Regions from separate parts of the Homo sapiens genome. Here region 2 is linked to region 1. A link is a loop called in an ENCODE intact Hi-C map of the cell type or tissue named here. Cell type or tissue: GM12878. All regions are shown on one strand.

Evidence for each region. Peaks named below come from ENCODE experiments on the same cell type or tissue, not always from the same donor. Only the 100,000 strongest peaks of a DNase experiment are listed, where the experiment ranks them.
Region 2: a loop joins it to region 1, with 5 times the contacts of the local background. A loop is called at or near these places in 1 of 110 quality-filtered maps.

Annotation. Positions count from the first base shown.
Region 1 is chr9:134,986,336-134,988,835 of GRCh38, reverse strand. No RefSeq gene overlaps it. Among named protein-coding and RNA genes, the nearest start is that of FCN1, 70 kb to the right of the region's middle. In GM12878, no CTCF peak of the experiment used is centred here; no DNase peak of the experiment used is centred here.
Region 2 is chr9:134,857,304-134,859,803 of GRCh38, reverse strand. All of the region lies in intron 1 of LOC101448202 (a long non-coding RNA gene), which reads left to right. Among named protein-coding and RNA genes, the nearest start is that of MIR3689F, 7.7 kb to the right of the region's middle. RefSeq lists enhancers at 1,231-1,520, 1,811-1,960. In GM12878, a CTCF peak has its summit at 1,171 (motif pointing right); a DNase peak (open chromatin) is centred at 1,373; H3K4me3 peaks cover 649 bases; H3K27ac peaks cover 1,961 bases.

The sequences.
Region 1 (2,500 bases):
GTGTGACGTGCCTGCCCCTGCCTTGCCTTCCACCTTGAATAACAGCTCCCTGAGGCCTCTCCAGAAGCTGAGCAGGTACCAGTGCCACGCTTGTATAGCCTGCAGAAGTGTGAGCCAACTACACCTCTCTTCTTTATCAATCACCCAGCCCCAGGCATTTCATAACATCAAGGCAAAAACAGACTAACGTAGTACCCAGGTCTCTGATCCCTGGGCCCAAACATATCCCAACACAAGCTCCCGGGAGGGAGGCGGCCCCGTTGCTCCCATCTCTCTGAATCAGGTGGGTGGGGGGCCTGCTTGGGTGTCTGGAGGCCACAGCAGAGGCTGGGGAAGGCGGCTACTGAGCCCCAGCTCGGGGGACCCCCCTCCTACTGGGGGCAGATGGAGGGAAGTTGGCTTTGGGTCTGCCCTTCCCCGTGGGGTAAAGGACCAGGCGCCATTTCAGCCAGCTTGTCACTAGGAAGGCCAAAACCAGAGAATGGGGCCACATCACAGAAAATCCCAATTTCCACGTGGAAAAGTTGTGGCTTCCGGCTGAGTGCAGCTAGCCCAGATCCTGACAGACCAGAGCGACGCCACTGCTGGTGGAGATTGACAGAGAATATCCCGGGCTTTGGTGGGAAGAGAATGGAGAAAGCAGGGAGGGTGGGGGCAGAAGCAAGGTCAGTGCTGCTCTCACGGCCCACATCCTCTCCAGGCAGTGGCAGAGAAGAGGCCAGATGTGTCCTGGGCACCTGCATATGCCTCTGCTCTCACGTGACCTGCACACATGCCAAGGCCAGGTGGCTTCTCACCTGCCATTCCCAGGGTGGGGAAGGCCAAGGGTTCAGGCTGCTCCCCCGTCACTACTCAAGGAGGAGATGACCCCTGCTCCCTGCCCACTGCAGAGAAAGCAGGGACCCCCAAGAGTCTCCCTGTATTTCTGAGCCAGGTGACCCTTCACACAAGTCACCTTGGTCTTTTCTGGGGAGCCTTGTTCTATCACTTCTTCCCTAACTTCTTCTGTCATTTTGCAATTGCTCTGCCAGCAAGGGCATTATTTGTCGATGCTCCTCAGGCATTATTTGATTAAGAGGTTGCAATGCCATTTTAGAAGCAAAGTCCTGGAATAATCCGTATTGATAGCTGGGAGAAATACCAATTGGTGCCCCTCCATAGCAGGAAGCTGGATGAAAACCCAGGATGCCACCCACGTCTCACCGCTCAGTTGGAGTCCCTGCACACTAAGCTATGTGCCAAGGCACCCGAGTGAGTTACTTCTCACTGCTGGGACGGCGGCCTTGGAATTCCAGTAATGCAAATTGTCCAACCCTTTCCCTTCACTAAGGGGGTCTCCATATTTAGAGCAAACAACTACTTACTGAGTTTTCACTCTGTCTAAATTCCCAATCCTGGATCATTCACAATCTAGTTGTGAAAGTAGAATGTTTGCCCACTAAACAGCAACAACTACAAAGAAGACAACAAAGACGAGAAAGAATCAACTAGTAAATAATGGGGTGCTTATTCAAAAGTACAGGAGTTGAGGAAAGGAGGAAAGTGTGTGTGGAGGGGAAGTCAAGGGAAGCTTCAGGGAAGAGGTGGCTTTCACACCAGGCTTTGAAACAACTACCGTTTCATGCTCTTGTGACTGTGGGTTGGCATTTGGGCTGGGCTCAGCAAATGGCTCTTCTGCTGGCCTTGGCTGGGGCTACTCCTACAGTTGCAGACATCTGGCAGTTTCCTGGTGCCAGATGGTCCAGATGACCTCACTCATCTGAGTGGTGGTTAGCACCAGCTCTTAGCTTGGCTCATGTCCTCCACATGGTCTGGGTTCTTTTTTTTTTTTTTCCTTTTTTTAAAAATACTTTAAGTTCTAGGGTACATGTGCACAACATGCAGGTTTGTTACATATGTATACATGTGCCATGTTGGTGTGCTGCACCCATTAACTCATCATTTACATTAGGTGTATCTCCTAATGCTATCCCTCTCCCCTGCCCCCACTCCATGACAGGCCGTGGTGTATGATGTTCCCCACCCTGCGTCCAAGTGTTCTCATTGTTCAATTCCCACCTATGAGTGAGAACATGTGGTGTTTGGTGTTCTGTCCTTGTGATAGTTTGCTCTGAATGATGGTTTTGAGCTTCATCCATGTCCCTATAAAGGACATGAACTCATCCTTTTTTATGGCTGCATAGTATTCCATGGTGTACATGTGCCACATTTTCTTAATCCAGTCTATCATTGATGGACATTTGGGCTGGTTCCAAGTCTTTGCTATTGTGAATAGTGCTGCAATAAACGTACGTGTGCATGTGTCTTTATAGCAGCATGATTTATAGTCATTTGGGTATATACCCAGTAATGGGATGGCTGGGTCAAATGGTATTTCTAGTTCTAGATCCTCGAGGAATCGCCACACTGTCTTCCACAATGGTTGAACTAGTTTAGAGTCCCATCAACAGTGTAAAAGTGTTCCTATTTCTCCACATCCTCTCCAGCACCTGTTGTTTCC
Region 2 (2,500 bases), 130 kb after region 1:
TTAAATAGGTAAAAGTAATGGAAAGACAAAGGAAAAGAGGAATTTGCTTATGAAAGGACTTAGAAAAGTAATAACATTTCCAAATAAGGAAGGGGCATGGGCTGCGAGCTGGGACATGCCTGTGAGCACTTCCAGCACAGATATTTTGGTTAAAGTACAAGGACATAGAATGTACTACATGCCTGTGAGCATGTCTAGCATAAAGCTAGTCTTTAAAAGAAACTATTATTTCTAATACTTATGATTTATTCTTTAATAAGAAGGGAAACTTTGAAGAGGAACTTTTTTACTTTCTACATCTATCAACACTTCTTTGTATTCCCTGATCCTTCCTTATATTCCCCATCTGATAAATGTTTAATTTTACATATCAAAATTTTTACTTTTAATATTTATACTTTGCTTGTCATTAGATTTCTGTATCTCTTTTGAAATCCTCCATTTCTCCACTCATTACATCTAAATTTTCTTGCATACAAATTAACATATTTATTCTACTTATTTAAATAATTTGCAAATTTCAGCGTCTGAACACTCATTCATTCATTTCCATTGATTTTTTTTTCCTTTTGATTATGGATTACATTTTCCTTCTTCACTTCCATGTCTAGTAAGTCTTGATTCTGTGCAAAGCATCGTGAATGCTATGTCATAGAATTCTGAATTCTGTACCCTCTCTCAGACAAAGCTGAGCTTTGTGCCAGCAGGCAGGCAAGTTGCTGGAAGATCACTTTTGATTATGTGGATGCTTGGCTTTAGACTTTGTTAGAAGGCTTCTGTGTTGTCCTTAATCCTAAGGTAAAAGCTTTAGTTCTGGAATATGGTGCTTATATAATGCTTAAGCATTGGGTCTCAATGGAAAGCCTGATTTGCCAAATTCATTAAAGTGTGGGGCTTGAACTCCAGTTGTCTCCTCAGCCCTGGGGAGCCGCTGGAATCTCTGCTCAGCCGTGCCAGCCTTCCAGCAGCTTCTCCCCAGCAGGTTCATTGGAGTCTATGTCAATTTGGTATTTTGGAATCCAGGTGACTAAGGGCCAGGGAATCCGGGCAGCCTGCCATGGGCTTTTAGCTACCAGTTCTGAGGGGCTCACTGTTTCTCTGTGAGTCTTGCCCATGGCACTTTGGTGAGGAGAGAAGGTGCCAGGAGGGAGGCCACATCTCTGCATGTTGACACCAGGAGGCAGGCAAGGCTATGAACACGTTCTGTCAGCAGATGCTGGGGCTTCCCCACATGACTCCCTCGTTTTCAGAATTTCTCACCCCAGTCCCAGCCACTCCGGTCGCCTCAATCTCTGGCAGCAAGTCCTCAGCCTCATCGTGACTCTGCATTGCCTTCCAATAGTTGTATTTTCGTAGGTTTTCCAGAGTATTTTTGTTCACAGGAGAGTTAATCTAATGTAAGCTTCTCTCAACTGTCAGATGCTAGAAGTCTGAGGCGTGAGTTGTTGTTTTTTTTTAACTTTTAGTTCCACAAAAGCTCTCTGAAAAGGTGACATTTGAGTCAAGAACTGAAAAACATGAGTCAGATATGCAATATTTGGGGTAAAGTCTTACATAAAGGAAAAAGTCTTGGCGGATCTGAGACACAGGAAGGGGGCCAGGGTGTCAGAGAGCAGAAGATGGGGTGAGGAGTGGTGGGAGCCAGCGTGGAAGGTGTTGACTGTATAGGTGGCCTGGGGTCCCCTCCTGCACCAAGTGGGGTGGCAGTGAGCAGGGTGACTGTCGTCTATGCTTTCCCCCATGTTCTTACTATTTCTCTAGACTGCTGAAGCCGCCTCTGTGCCTCCTGGGTCTACCTTCCACACCAAATGCCAGGTGCACATTTTTTTTTTTTCATTATACTTTAAGTTCTGGGGTACATGTGCAGAATGTGCAGGTTTGTTAAATAGGTATACACGTGCCATGGTGGTTGCTGCACCCGTCAACCCACCATCTACGTTAGGTATTTCTCCTAAGGCTCTCCCTCCCCTTGACCCCCACCCCTCGACAAGCCCCAGCATGTGATGTTCCCCTCCCTGTGCCCATGTGTTCTCATTGTTCAGCTCCCACTTATGAATAAGAACATGTGATGTTTGGTTTTCTGTTTTTGTGTTAGTTTGTTGAGAATGATGGTTTCCAGCTTCATCCATGTCCCTGCAAAGGACATGAACTCATCCTTTTTTATGGCTGCATAGTATTCCATGGTGTATATGTGCCACATTTTCTTTATCCAGTCTATCATTAATGGGCACATTTTTAAAGCCAAGCTGTGATTACATCCATCTCCTGTCCTCAAACCCTGTCCCTGGATGTGTGTCCACTGCTCCTGAACACAGTGTAAGCCTTGTAAAGGGTTCAAAGCCACGATCCATATTCCAGGCCACGCCTGATTTCCTGCACTGTCTTTCACTATTCATCCACCCTATGACCAAATGGGGAACACTCTTATTATCTACACATAATGCGTTTACGTCCCTTCCGCCAGGACATTTCTTATGATGCTGTCTCAACTGTGCATTCC